2 separate regions of the Homo sapiens genome follow, and region 1 is linked to region 2. The links are chromatin loops, found by intact Hi-C in ENCODE. Cell type or tissue: PC-3. All regions are shown on one strand.

Region 1 (8,000 bases), 72 kb before region 2:
CAAACTGGGCCTGGGCAAAGCAGGCCCCAGGTGACTTGAGCAAGGGCTCCTCGTCGCGCAGGAAGATCTGCCGCTTCTTGGCGATGGTGGTGGTGCGGTAGAAGTCGACCAGCTCGTTGAGGGAGTTGAACTTCTCCTCCCACAGGAAGTACTTCCCCGAGGCCTTGCGCAGCACCTTGAAGTGCTGCACCTGGTCTCCATAGCTAGGGGAAAGGACCCGGGGCGACCTCAGATGGTGGCCGTCCCAGCCTGGCATGGTCCCAGGGGGTCCCGTCTCACTACCACCTGGAACCAGCCTGTCTCAGGGTGGGACCTGGAGTCAGATAAGGTGCAAGTGGGAGAGGCCCCACTGACCCAGCTCCACATGGGGTCTGGGGAGTCCTATCTGGCAGTGGAATATGGGGTTAAGGGTGTGGGCTCTGAACCGGGCCACTTTCTCACTGTGTGATCTCATGCAAGTCTCTCGACTTCTCTGAACCTCAGTTTCCTCATAATGATAACATCTCCATTATGGAGAAGTGCACAGCGACTGGCATGTTAGCAACGTGAAATGGGTACCTCTGAGTGTGTCCTGATCAGAGAGCATCTCCTTCACATCTCTTTGCCGTTCCCCTCAGCTTGGACCTTCTCCCTGCTCCCCCGCTCCTCCCAGTCCCCACAGTCCCTTGGGGAGCAAGTCCTAGACTCATCCTGACTCAGACCAAAGCCTACTGCTGTGAGAGGAACTCAGACCTGTTGGATGTCTCATGTCCTCCCCCTCCCGTGAACCTTCTGTGGCTTCTCTCTTGGCCTCAGGGTAAACTCTTAACACCTCAGACTCAAGATCTGGCTCTGCAGTGGCACTTTTAATTTCCCTTAAGAACTTTTCCTTTGCATTCACAATTGGGATAACTGGCAAAAGAGCCCCAGCTTTCAGCCTATCTTAGCTTTTGACATGGCTTCCTCACTAAATTAATCATTTCTAGCTTTTGATTTAACATAAAAATGTGAGACTTGTTTTCACTTCAACAATTAGAGACCATTGTAGATTTATTAATTGGCCTAATTTTAATATTATTGTGTCAGGGATTGGGGGGCTCAAGAAGAGAGAAGGAGGGAGATGGGGGAATGATCAGGTGGCAGAGTAGTCAGAACACTCAACAGTTATTGATTACATTTACCATCTTACATGGGCACAGTTCATGGTTCCCCAAAGGAAGAATGACAATAGTAACATCAAAGATTACTGATCACAGATCACTGTAACAGATATAATAAAGATGAAAAAATTTTAAATATTTTGTAAATTACCAAAATGTGACACAGAGACACAAAGTGAGCATATGCTATTGGAAAAATGGCACCAATAGACTTGCTCAATGCAGAGTTGCCAAAACCCTTCAATTTGTAAAAAAAAAAAAAAAAAAAAAAAAAAAAAAAAAAAAAAAAAGCAATATCTACGAAGTACAATATATGAAGCACAATAAAACAAGGTATGCCTGTTGTCATTTATGACCTTATCTAATTCTCTCTAATAAAACACATGTTCCTCAAAGGCACGGACTATGTCCTGCTTATTTGTCTTTTTTAATCTTCCAGTGACTGTCATAGTAGGTAATCATTACATAGTAGGTGAATTGGATTTTCATTAGCATTTGGATTTCTAATTTTGAAGGAGCATGATCTTTCTTTTGCCAGTTTTAAGTTGATTTGAAAAACAAATACATGGGAAACATCTGGATCCATAACAGCAACATTCAAGTGCTAGATGGAAGGTCACATGGGAAGAGCAGCCCCTGACCAGAATGCTGGCCAGGGATAGACTGTTTAAATGGGCTTGGATTCTGGCTCCTTTGACTTCTTTTCCTTTCCTCTGAAGAGGGGTGAGCTAGAGTACCGTGAGATGTGACTTATTGAACATTACCCTGTGCCTAGCACCTCATTAGCTATTTTACATCATTAGCTTGTTTAATCTTTGTAATCTCTTCATTTAATCTTTGAAGGATACATTATTCCCATTGCATAGTAAACAAAGACATAGCAAGGTCAAATAACTTGTTTAAAATCATATAGTGAACAAAGATTTTGACTCAGATACTGGCTCCAAACTCATGTGCTTGCCCATTCTACTATGCTGACTCCCAGACTCAAGCTAGAGAATTCTCTCAGAAAGGAATACCCAAGGAAAACATGCAAGATGCAGCACTGTGTTAAAGATGGAATTTTTTAAAGTCTCTTAAGAATAGAATAGATGGACAGCAAGATGTAGCAATGGGTATTATGTCTGTTGATTCTCACAGCATTTGAGGCAATTTTGATTATCACCAGATCTGGAAGCCACTGCTCTGGTAGACAGAGTGTGAATATGGTAGTTGGAAAACTATGGTTCAAAGCCCATCTCAGCCACTGACCAGTTAAGTGAAGTTTAAGTTAGTTATGCAAACTTTATCAACTCAGTATTCTCATCTGTAGAATGGAGAACATAATTCCCTCTAGGATGTTTATTTTAAGAATAGAAAGAAGGAATTAAATGTGATTACATGACCATAAAAGAGGAAAAATTGATACCATGATGCTTGAGACACAAGCAATTAGAGCACCCTTTGAACATGTTTTTAAGATATCTTCTGTTTTATTTCCTAAAAGTAACCAACTCCAGATGATAAAAGATGCTATTTTAATGCATGTCTATGGCTGGGCATGGTGGCTCATACCTATAATCCTAGCCCTTTGGGAGGCTGAAGTGGGAGAATTGCTTGAGTCCAGGAGTTTGAGACCATCCTGGGCAACATATTGAGACCTCATCTCTATAAATAATTTAAAAAATTAGCCAGGCACAGTGGCACACACCTATAGTCCCAGCTTCTTGAGGGGCTGAGACAGGAGGATTGTTTGGGCCCAGGAGGTTGAGGCTGCAATGAGCCATGATCATGCCATTGCACTCCATCCTGGGCAACAGAGTGAGACCCTGGCTCAAATAAATAATAATAATAATAATAATATAGTAATTCATGTCTATCTTTGTGCAAGAAGCTTTCCTGACCCAATCCTAAGCTCAGCGACTGCCCTTTCATGGTGTTTCTGGAGCACCCTATGCACACGTTCGTCTTTGTTCTGCCTCACCCTATAGTAATAGTATATAAAAGAGTTTTGTCAAGATGGCCCTGAGGCAGAGCAGGAGGGGTGGCAGTATTCCATTTTTAAAAATAGCAAAGATAAGGCCAGGCATGGTAGTTCATGCCTGTAATCCCAGGACTTTGGGAGGCCCAGGCAGGCAGATCACCTGAGGCCAGGAGTTCAGGACCAGCCTGGCCAACATCATGAAACCCTATCTCTATTCTTATAAGAATATCCCATCTCTATTCTTGTAAGAATACAATAATTAGCTGGGCATGGTGTTGTGCACCTGTAATCTCAGCTACTTGGGAGGCTGAGACAGGAGAATCATTTGAACTCAGGAGGTGGAGGTTGCAGTGAGCCAAGATTGTGCCACTGCACTGTAGCCTGGGCAACAGAGTGAGATTGTGTCTCAAAAAAAAAAAAGTAGCAAAAATACTTAATAATTTGCTTGAGACGATGATGTGATTAGTTAGTGGCAGAACTCAGGATCAGATATCAGAGCTAATGCAACTACACCAGGGAACAGCAACTTAGAAACTTGTCCTGTCCCAAGGAAGAGGTAACGGTCCAGAGGTAGATGAGATTGGGTTTTCTTCTCTTCTCTCTAATGTCCTTTGATTTCTTTACCCTGGTTACATGTAATGGCTTGGCAGAAACTTCAAAATTGAACTTGTGAGAGACATCACTGTTATTAACCTCTAGGCAATTACAGTAGCTGTCAAAGGTTTTTGAGCCAACATGCAACCTGACCCTTTCTAAATGACTTAGAAGTGACATTTTAATGAGAAAAGAAAGCAGAAGAGGTGGTTTTTTTCTAAACAGGAAATTTTTATGGAGAAACTGACACTGAATTTTACTGTCTATCCAGAGGGTATGTGTGAGATGAAGAGCAGAGCCCAAGGCTGTTAGCTTCTGTTTGTTACTTCTGCTCCCCTAGTCCCTCATCCACTGAAGCCTCTCCTGAGAAGTCACATAGAGGCATGCTAAGGAATTATTCCCCTAGCAAGACTTGGCTTATTAGTGCATTTGGGGTAACTAAATTACCAGCTCCAGTCAATCCCCCTTTTCTTTTTTATCTCTGGGCCTGGTCAAAGGAAATCTATGGGGCACAAATACTAAGCTTTTTAAAAAAGATGTAATTCATGTATCACAAAATTCACTCCTTTAAAGTGTACAATTTAGTAGGCTTTAGTGTACTAACACAGTTGTGCAACCATCAACACTATCTAATTCTAGAACATTTTCCTCACTCCTGAAAGAAACCCATATCCTTTAACAGTCACTCCTCGTTTTCTTCTTTCTCAGCCCCTGGCAATCACTAATCTACTTTCTTTTTCTACGTAGTTGCCTATTTTGAACATTTCCTTAAAATGTATTAAAATGCATAACGTTTGTATCTAGCTTCTTTCACTTACCATAATGTTTTCAAAGTTCAGAAGTTAGAGGAACAGTCTGTAAGACCACTCTTTCTTCTGATACTAATTGCAAGTTTGGTGATTCCCAAGACCATCAAGATAAAACCCCACAAAACTCACTGAAAGCTATTATGCTCATGATTATGGTTTATTACAGCTAAAGGATACAGATTAGAATCAGCCAGAGGAAGAGGTGCATAGAACAGAGTTCAAAAAAGTACCAAAAGCAAAACTGCCAGTTGTTCTTTACTCATGAGTCATGGACAGCTTTGGCAAGAATGCTTCATATTCTTGCCAATGCCATTAGTTTTCTGGTATCAATATGTGACTGTACCCATGGAATATTGCCAGCTAGGGAAGTACACCAGAGCCTTGGTGTCCAGGTCTTTATTGGAGCTTGATCACATAAACCTGGCTGGCTGCTCACATGGCTGACTTCAGTCTTCAGACTTTCTTTCTGGAGGTCAACTGATACCACATGCCCCAAAGCCCTCACCCTAAATTAGATTGTTAGTATCTGGCTGGCCCAAGGATCCCAGGCAAACAAAGATATTTTTTCAGACAGGACATTCCAAGGGCCTGGAGATTACCTCCCAGGAGTCAAGGGCAAATGTCAGACCATGCTTTGAGTGAAGTTAAATTGTTTACTACATAAAAGTTCATTTATGTTATATCCTGTATCAGTATTTCTTTCCCTTTTGTGGCTGATTAATATTTCATTGTAGGGATTTACCACATTTTGTTTATCCATTTATCAGTTGATGAACATTTGGGTTGTTTCAACTTTTTGGCTATGACGAATAATGCTACTGTGAACATTTGTGTACAAGTTTATCTGTAGACATATATTTTCAATTCTTTTGGGTAAATGCTGGATCATATGGCAACTCTTTGTTTAAGGAAATACCAAACTGTTTCCAAAGTGGTTGTACCATTCTACATTTTCATTAGTAATGTATGAGTGTTTCAGTTCTTCATATTCTTGCCAATGCTAGTTGCTTTAAAAAATTATTATTATTGGCTGGGTGCAGTGGCTCACACCTGTAATCCCAGGACTTTAGGAGGCCAAGATGGGCAGATCATGAGGTCAGGAGATCTAGACCATCCTGGCTAACATGGTGAAACCCCATCTTTACTAAAAATACAAAAAATTAGCCGGGCATGGTGGCAGGCACCTGTAGTCCCAGCTACTTGGGAGGCTGAGGCAGGAGAATGGCATGAATCCGGGAGGTGGATCTTGCAGTGAGCTGAGATCATGCCACTGCACTCCAGCCTGGATGACAGAGCGAGACTCCGTCTCAAAAAAAAAAAAAAGTATTATTATTATTATTATAGCCATCCTAGTGGGAGTGATGTCATATCTCATTGTAGTTTTGATTTTATTTCCCTAATGAATAGTAATGTTGAGCAAAGTTTTATTGCTTATTGTCCATCTGTGTATTTTTGGAGAAATGTCTGTTCAGATACTTTCCCCATTTGAAAATTGGGTCATTTATTTTTTATTGTTGAGTTGTAAGAGTTTGTTATACAGTCTGCAAAGAAGTCCTTTATCAGATATATGATTTGTAAATATTTTCTCTCATTCTATGGGTTGTCTTTTCACTATTTTAATAGTGTACTTTAAAATGCAAAAATTTTAAATTTTGATAAAGTTGAATTTGTCTGTTTCTGTTTTTGTCATTGTTGCTTGTTTTTTGGTGTCATATTGAAGAAATGCTTTCTTAATCCAAAGTCATAAAGGTTTATGTTTATGTTTTCCTCTAAGAGTTTTAGAATTTTGACTTTAACATTTAGATGTTTGCTCCAATTTAATTTAGTATATGGTGTGAGGTAGGGGTCCTACTTCATTCTTTTGCGTACAGATAAACATTTGTGTCAGCACCATTTGTTGAAAAGATGGCTCTTTTTCCGTTGAATTGCCTTGGCACCCTTGTAAAATAATATTAGTTTACCATAAATTTGAGGTTTTATTTCAAAACTCTCACTTTTATTTCATTGATCTACATGTCTTTCCTTATGTCAGTATCACATTGTCCTAATGATTATAGCTCTATTTTGTTCTATAATTCTTTTTTTAAATGGTTTTGGAAATAGGGAGTATGAGACCTCAAACTTTGTTTTGTTTTCAAAATTGCTTTGCTTATTCTAGATCTCTTGCAAATCATAGAATCCATTTGTCAATTTCTGCAAAAAAGCCAGCTGGAATTATGGTAGAGATTGCATTAAATCTGTAGATCAGTTAGGGGAATGTTGCCATGTTAACAATATTAGGTCTTTAGTCTGTGAACATGGCCTATTTTTCCATTTATTTTGGTCTTCTTTTATTTCTTTTGATTATGTTTTGTAGTTTTTAGTTTATAAATCTTGCACTTCTTCTGTTAATTTATTTGTATTCTCTTCTTTTTGATGTTTTTGTCAATAAAATTGTTTTCCTAATTTTATATGCAGATTGTTCACTGTGAGTGTGTAGACTGTACAATTGACTTTGCATGTTTATCTTGTGTCCTGTAACCTTGCAGTGGTTGTCTATAAGTACTAATAATTTGTGTGTGTTCATGTGTGTGTGTGCATGCATATATATTTCTTAATACTTCCCACATATAAGAGATAGTTTTATTTTTTTTTCAGTCTGGATAACTTTTATTCCCTTTTATTGCCTACTTTCCCTGGCTAGACTCTTCAGTACAGTATTGAATAGAGGTAGCAAGAGTAGACATCCTTGTCATCTTTCCAATATTAGAAGGAAAGCATTCAGTCTTTATTAAGTATAATATTACTTGTGAGTTTTCCTTAGATGACCATAATCAGGTTGAGGAAATTCCCCTCTACTCTTAGTTTGCTGTTTGTTTTTATTTCATAAAAGATTGTTGGGTTTTGTCAAATATTTTCTCTGCATTGATTGTAGTAATCATGTGGTTTTAAATTTTTTATTAATATAGCATATTGCATGGACTGATTTTTATATGTTGAGCTAACTTGGCATTTTTGGGATTTTTCCCATTTGGTCATGGTGTATACTTCCTGAGATACTTGTGAGGTCTTCCGAAATCATAGGCTCCAAGCTCAGTTGGACCAGAAACTCTCCTCAGGATCACTGAAACTGTCAGTTTTACCGTGCTGTTAAGTATGACAATGGTCTGACTTTACTGCCAGATTGTGTTCAAATTAAAATACCTCCAGCTGAGCTCCTTGAACACAATTACTATGTACTTTCATCTCTGGGCCCGAATACTGAGTGCAGTATGACACAAAGTTGACATGCCACAAATGATTTCCAATGAGTTAATTTATACATACATGAATAAGTTTCAAAATAAATTTCACCTCTTTGGAGGGCATCTTCTATAGTTCTGAGCTGTGGGAATTTGTGAGGTGTGGTTCGGAAGAAGAAAATGTACTACATGTACAACTTCTTCACTAAGCATTAATGATAAAATTCTACCTTATGATCATTCAGATTGATTTGAGAGGTAAAAAAAGCAACTG
Region 2 (8,000 bases):
ATTATGATTAAAATCAGGCAAGGACATTTATTTTAAAAAACGATATAAATAGTCACTTTCATTGCACGCCTTTTTTTGTAGCTATAAATGGATGCTTTTTAAGATGTGGAAACTGAGGCTCAGGAAGCTTCAATAATTTATTCAAGGTCACAGAGCTAATTTGTGATTTAGAGGGATTTCAACACAAGTCTGTCTGGCTCCCAAAGCTCTTCCCTCCACACTCCACCAACATGCTGCCTCAGGCCCCCAACTCATTTTCGTGTTCATTGCCCCATCATCTGCTCTCTGCACATTATAAAGGAGGCAACTTATGCTCCGCACAGTTGGCAAATGCACTCTTCCTTGGTCCATGGCAGACAGAGGAAATAGAGCCTGCGTTCTTTTGGCTTGCCAGTTCTTCTCGGTTCAGCAATAGAGGCAGCCACTACCAATTGATCTGTGAACTGGCAGTTAGGGGAAGCCATTCTATTTGTTAAGAATTCTCAGTCAACCAAAAGCACAGAGATGAATGAGAAAAAGTGGCAGACTAATGGGCTAAGGGAGTACTTCCCTGCGTGTGCTGTGAAAGGACAGAGCCGGAAACACTAATACCAGAAATTCATTCACCAATAATCTAATGTGTCTGGAAAGTGCCGGTGATTGATTTTCTGCTTTAGGAGTGACTACCTAAACAACTCTGAAAACATATGTATTAATGTTGTTTCTCATGACTTATACCGATCCAAAAAGATAATGGAATGGCAATTTTAAATATTCTTTGCCTTCAAGAAGTTCTTCTTTATTGCTAACCTACATTTTTCATGCTGCAATTCAGTTGACTTTCCTCTAGCTTATTACCACAAAACCCGATGCTTTAAACAAACCTACATCTTCCAGAATAATTAAACTGCTCCCTTTTTCTCATGACTCAACATTCTACATAGAGCTAAGGTGAACTGGTGAGATGGTAAAATATGTGAACGTTGAATCAAACTACCTGGATTCAAACCCTAACTCTTCCATGTAATTATGCAAGTCCGTAAACCTCTTAATGATAACGATGATGATGATGAAAATGATAGCATTTATAGGATTTGGGTATATTAAATGAAGTAGTAAGTCGGGTGCTCAGCACACATTTAACATGAACTGTGTTCAGTAAATGTTAGCTATTATTACTGTTATTGGGAAAAAAGAGTCAGAAGAAAACTAAGGTGGAGAGATAGGGAGGAAAGAGATAGCCAGCCCTATTTATAGGCTGTGCCTGGCGGAGATGAAACCCTCTATGTTTATGGCTTGGGCATCAAGCAGACACCTGAATGGCACCAATTCTTCACCTGATTTGCCGCATGCCAGTTTCAGCCCTCTGAGCTACATGAGGCCTATGCTATTTTGATGAAGTGAGATGTCCTAAAGCATACTGAGATAGGAAAGGACACACTGGCACTCTCTTGTCTGCTACTTCTGGAACAAGACTGAACAGTAAGGAAAAAGGATTGGGAACTGCTCAAGAGAATCAGCTTAAATTCAGTTTTCGGAATCAGTGGCAGCTCTTCGGTGGCAGGGGCTTGTCCTCTCAAGCTTCTCCATTCTGGTGGATCTCCTGGTTCTCCTTTACCCTGGGCCTCTCCTGTGAAGTTCTCTGGAAGCTTTTTCCTCCTCCTCGAGCCTGATAACTGGTTAATATGTAAGTAAAAACTATGGGAAATTTAAGTGAAATTACTGCCTACTGGGAAGGAAAGTTAAGGGCAAATTTTCTACTTATGCCAATTTACTCTGAGAGGCTTATTTTAAAAACAGGCCCCTAAGGCTAGTCAAGGGGAGCATTTGTGGATTACAAGTAATAACACCCTTGAAATTCAGTAGCCATCAGCCCAGGTCTCAGGAAATAGATTGGGTAACTTGCCCCTTTGTTAAGCCATTGCCCTGTTCAGCACATATTTCTCTTTTCCTCTTACACAAAGCACCACTGCACATCAACAAAAAATATTTCAGCATAATATACCAGTGGAGAAGCATTTCTCCCACTTTGCCCTAAACTCTCTATCCACTTAAATATATATCAGGAAAACTCTCTAGTTGCTCAGGCTCTATACTCTAAAGGAGAAAATGAGTAATTGCCCTTGAAGAAAGACAGTATATGAGGCACATCCATATTCAAGGCTTGATCCTGTTGGACAGGTCAGTTCTTCTGGGTTTCAACTCACTTCCAACCCAACATATCCTATGAACTGCAGCCAAGTTAGCAAAGCTATTATTATTCTGTGTCATAGTGAAGGGATTTTCAAAGAAAGGTGACTTTGAAGGATTCAAGGTGAAAGTCACTATCAGTTGGCAGAGCTGGTTGTTTGCAGAGAATGAATTCACTAGGGGATATAAGAAGGACTGGGGGCTTTAAGTCCTTGATATGGCTAAGCTTCCCATCTCAGAGAAACAGGTCGTCCTGCTAATTATCTGTCATGTCACCCTGGCTCTCCATAGAGACAGATAATTTTCTTCACTGAGTTTTCAAATCCATTTATAGTTGTGGAAAACTCTTCCCACCCTGTCTTTCAGAGAGTCTAGGTGGAAACACGAGTAAAGGTGGTGACCACTGAAACATTTTTCTTCAAGGACTTTTGAGTTTGTTAATATCGTTGCAGGAAGGCAAATGCTCTCAGTCCCAACAGCACCTTATAGTGAATAGATGCTGTGTTATGGTTTCTAATCTCCTGGGCAGGGGGCCAGGGATGGCAGGGATGAAAATAGTGTTAAGGGAAAACTTACATAAGGGGAATAATAGACATTTGGAAATATGTTATCCATAGGACTTGGACAGTCTGGCCTAAAGGGTTATGGTACCAACATCAAATATTCTACTAAAGCCAGATTTTGTCATGTGCAAACATTTTGAATCATAATGCATAGTGTAGAAGTTGTCACGGAGGAATCATAGTAAAAGGAAATACAGAGGAATGTCACCACGAGAGGCCTGGCTTCTAAAAGGCTTAATAAGACTGCTGATTCATTAAGGTTTGGAGATCATCCCTCAGCTTTACAGGTTCAGAGACTCAATTTTATCTGTATCCTAGAGTTCACCAGGGAGACTGATACTCACCATCGATAATAACATCAAAGTGTTCAATACAGCTGCACCTATTACATGTTCTTTATATTAGAGGATGGCAGCCTCCAGTGTTTGGAAGAGAGTGAGCCCTTGGGGAAATGAACTATGTATAATTTATCTTTGAAGCTTCAGTGTCTAGCCCATTCCCTGGTCCCTAAAACATTTTACTGGATGGTAAATGACTGCTAAATTTACTTGAATGGTTAGCTGGCTGGCTGGGCTGGGTAGATGAGTGAGTAGACAGGTGGAGCGTACATGGGTGGAAAGATAAGAAGCAGGCAGAAGAGAAAAGAGGAAGGGAAAAGAACACAGTGACAGTACTAGCTGACATTTATTGGACAATACTATGTGCCCAGCACTGTGCTAAATACATGCTTTAATCACTAAGCTCTCACAGCAAACCCAGGAGAATGGTGAGGTTGTATTTTCCCTTGTATAGATGAGGAATCTGAGATTTAGAGGAAAGTAACATGCCCAAGGACACCAGCTAGTAAATGGTAAAGTCAGAAAAAATTTACAAGAGACTAACATTTTTATTAGCACACAATTTTTTAATTTTTTTTTTTTTTTTGTGAGTTGGAGTCTCACTCAGTCACCCAGGCTGGAGTGCAGTGGCGCAATCTCTGCTCACTGAAACCTCCAACGCCCAGGCTTAAACAATTCTCCTGCCTCAGCCTCCTTAGTGGCTGGGAATATGGGCGTGTGCCACCACGCCTGGCTAATTTTTGTATTTTTAGTAGAGAGGGGGTTCCACCATATTGGCCATGCTGGTCTTGAACTCCTGACCTTAGGTGATCTGCCTGCCTTGACCTCCCAAAGTGCTGGAATTACAGGTGTGAGCCACCACACCCAGCCTAGCGCACAATTTCAGCTAGAACTTCCAAGGTGACACTACACTTGCATTTTCTGGCCAACATAATTTCTTCCTCTAGATAAGCTACATGAGAAGCCAACTAGTAATTAGGAGGGTTCTTGTGGAGCTTAGCCTCAGGAGGAAGTGTCTGTGGGTCTTCCAGGTTTAATATTGCCCAGCGCCTCCCTACACAGGGGTCCACCTGCCAGGTGCCTCAAACCCCCATTAACCCTTCAGAGCGCTTTCTCCACTGAGCAGTACTCAGATGGACGGCTCTGTTTCCCTGTGTTCTATATTTTCATTGCTCATCTTTTAAATGGACACTATCCAGGAAATTAGACTCCCTTTCAGACCATTTTAAAGATTTCTACTCTGATATACTTTGTGTGAAATTAATCATTTTCAACAACTGTTCTTGTTTCCCTCATTTTTCAATTCCTGGGGCATGCCTCAGTGTCATCTAAAGTTAGCCCTAGGTAGGTGGCCGGGGTGGGGAAGGCAAGTGACCTACTCAGCTGGATGGGGCCAAGTCTCCTGATCCCTGCCTGGTGCTTTCCCACTGTATTACACTCAGTGGTTGAGTGGATTAATAGCATTCGCAAAATCTTATATCCACCAAATTAAAGTTGATTTTAATGAGATGTGTCATGTTTTTTAAATGCCCCATGAGGCCGGTAGAACACAGGATCTTGCAGCACTTAAAGGCTTTCTGCCTGTCCTCCCTGATCTAGCCCAGCCAGGGACCTGCTCCCAGCCTGTGGGCTACTGGCACTGGTCTGCCCAGTCTGAGTGGGTCTCTGAGTCATGGCTTAAGTATTTTGGAAACGCACTATAGATCATAAAAATGACTCCTCATGTGAAATAAGCAGACACCATATGGACATGTCTTTTAAACCCACATACCTGCTTCCAGTAAGTTTATTTTGACATCAAAATGTCAAGATTACTGGGTGTTCTGGACACCTGTCAACCCCACAGTTAATCATTAAATCTCTCTGCTGTAGCAAGACTTCCACACTTTCTTCTTAACCCTGCAGGACTCTGAAGGCAAATTGATGACACCAGAAGTTCTAGGGAGGCTGAGAATGTCTTGTGAGATATATTTTGTTTCCCAATAAGGGAGCTAGATGAAAATATGACCACCACGGGGGATAACCTGATGGGTCAGGTTACTTTCTGCAAACAACAAGGAGCTGTTTGCAGGGACTTTTCCCCCCGTGCCCTTTTCATCCTTACACACGCCTGCGTGTGCACACGTGCAAACACACACACACACACCCCTTTCTCTCTCTCCAGTGGAAAGCCTGAGAACTAATCAAAGCTGGCCTTACGAAGCTGAATAGGCCTTGCTTTTATTTTTTTACCTATGTATTTTTTCTATTTCTGGTAAATGTTGTATCCTATAAATTCTCCAAGTACTTCATTATCTGCTTGTTTTCTGTTTGACTTATTTGCCCCCTTTCCTGGCTAGCAATTTAACTGGTACAGCTCAAAATTACTTTTAATGGTTTTTTTTTTTTTTTTTTTGAACTCATTTGAAAACACCTCCCTTCCCCAATCTTTTCATGCTAGACTTGGCTTTCTCCTAAACTAATCTCTGTGGTAGAAAATTAAGGTCAGTATATATTAAATATACCACTAATCAGAGTTTATAATGAGAATCCTTCCACTTATTTTGTTTTAAATTAAGTGGAATGATAAATAGAAGGGACTCAGAGCATTGAAAATCATGGTCTAAATTCTTGCATTCAATAACAGGAAGGGAGTCAATGGCACAGAGATGGTGCACTTCAGACATTTCTATGTAAGCCCAGGCTGAGGTACATTGCCTATAGCAAGTAAACACCCTCAACCTGTCTACTGGTTCTGAACAGGCCTGCTCCTAATGGTTACAGAACCCCAAGGCAAAAGTACCAAATGGAGGCTCATATTCCATATGTCTACCTATTTAAACATTTTAAATCAAACCAACTAACTGTTAAATAAGTTATGTTCTAAATGTCTACATTGACATTTATAACAGCCTTACTCCCCAGTGTGCATGCAGAACTCTTAGACTCCTCAGAATTCTGTTGCTGAACGTGGTAGCATGGGGACATGGGGACACCTGGTCCCTGACCTATGACCCTTCTTTTTCTTCCCACTGCTGTCTGTGAGTTGCATCACAAGGGCCTCAGTGAGCATGCATGTGAAGGCCACAGTCTGTATAATCAAGCTGTGTCCAATCTTCATCACTAAACCTCTTTCTTCCCCTCAATCTGAGGCATGGGAAAACAGAAAGACCTGGGAGAAAACCTACCTAGCTGCTGGCAGTGAACTCCAAGCTGATTGGGCAGGGGATTGTGGGGTCTAGGTACTCTGAGTGTGGTCTAGATGGATGAGGTGGGAGGGAAACCACAGTCACTGGGTAGGCATGTCCTTTCTGCCCATGGACTTTTCATTCCATGGAGTGGAGAGCAGTTGGAAGAGTAGGACAGAGAGGAGCCTGCTAAACTGTGGGGCTCAGAGTAGACCCCTCTGGTGGAGTCAAATGGTAGCACTAGTGTTAGAAACTGAGTTTTGGCCAGAGAAGTTAACATGAGAAGAATCAGAGCTGAAATCAAATTATTACTTTAAGGATATTTCCATCTTATTTTTATTAAGTAGTTTCCATTATTATAAGCAATAACCATTTTTATTAAATTAATAAGCATTATACACTCTGAAGAATTCCCATAAATCATTCAGACTTCTGCTGTTTTAACTAGATGAAATAATCTGTCAACTCTGTAGCGTCCACCTCTCTCTTGTTCAACCCACATTATTAACAACATATTTATGCATGCACACACCAATATACACTGAATATCTAAGGCAGCATTGTATAGTACACTTTTAGAGCTGGAAGTACCATGAAAAATCCTTGTTATCCACCCATCTCCCTTTGTTTAGGGTAAGAACTGAAGTCAAGAGAAGGGAGATAATTTCCCAGTGTTTTGTTTGCTGACCTTTATTTCATCAGAGCCAGGATATTCATATCTGGGATACTCAGAGCTGTGGCCATGAAAATTGGAATACTGGGGCCACTGACAGGATCAATTCTGGGGAAAGAAAAGTAGTAAAGTGTCCCTTGACGACTGGGGGGATCCACTAAGAAACCAACTTTGTCCCCCTCTGTATTAGAAAACTTCTCTCTACTCTTGGGGCAGGTTAACTAATTAGAAGGAATTGACATGTTTTTACTCACCTTTAGAAGCAAGAGATAGGTTAGAATGTTTCTAAGAACTGAACCATTTTTTACCCTAAAAGGAGGGCAAATATATATGTTTTAAATCAGGATTATAGAGATAAAATTTACATACAATAAAACTCACCAACTTCAAGAATACAAGTTGATGAGGTTTGAGAAATGTTTGTAATCAAAACTACCAACACAATCATGACATAGACCATTTTCACATACCCAAAAGTTCCCACCTACATCACAATTTGTTTATACATTCACCAGTTGATGAACATTTGGATTGTTTTCAGTTTTTGACTGAAAGGAAAAAAGAAAAAGTTATCCTCTGACATTTGAAAGCTGGCCTGAGGCTTACAGCTAGGTTGAATTATTTTCCTATTGGATGCAAACAATCTCACAAAATCTAAACTCAGATATGGTTACTCTGAGACCATGATAAAACAAAGCAAAAACAAACCCACTTCATAAGCCCACCTCATAATTTTGTCTAAGCACAAACAGAAACAATGTCATTGTGCCATCCACAAAATACTAAACATCCCCTCTTGGCTAAAATGAATAACTCCTACATCTTTACTAATTGCAGCTGCATGCTCCCTTAGATAAGATTTATTGAATTACCCAATCATAGAATTTCCTTCTCTTTCTGAGATCCCCAATCTAGAGTCAACTCCTACTTCCTTAGCCTGCCCAACAAATCATCCAAGCAAACTCCAAATCCTGCAATAGCTTCTTCTTTCTAATGCCCTCTTACTGAGACACCCAAGGTTCCCCATGGTATCTGCTCTCCCTCACTGCAATGAGTAATAAACTCAGCTTGTTTAGCTCTAGGTATGTTA

The links. Hi-C counts contacts between places; a loop is a spot of excess contacts. Peaks named below come from ENCODE experiments on the same cell type or tissue, not always from the same donor. Only the 100,000 strongest peaks of a DNase experiment are listed, where the experiment ranks them.
Region 1: it touches region 2 in a loop (5-fold over the local background); 2 of 110 quality-filtered maps call a loop at or near these places.

What each region holds. Positions count from the first base shown.
Region 1 is chr1:209,165,223-209,173,222 of GRCh38, reverse strand. It overlaps the pseudogene LOC100652908. Among named protein-coding and RNA genes, the nearest start is that of LINC01696, 160 kb to the left of the region's middle. In PC-3, no CTCF peak of the experiment used is centred here; DNase peaks (open chromatin) are centred at 752 and 4,832; H3K27ac peaks cover 1,485 bases.
Region 2 is chr1:209,093,026-209,101,025 of GRCh38, reverse strand. The region is part of intron 1 of LOC107985255 (a long non-coding RNA gene); the gene reads left to right. Among named protein-coding and RNA genes, the nearest start is that of LINC01774, 120 kb to the right of the region's middle. In PC-3, a CTCF peak has its summit at 6,446; a DNase peak (open chromatin) is centred at 4,725; H3K4me3 peaks cover 435 bases; H3K27ac peaks cover 1,429 bases.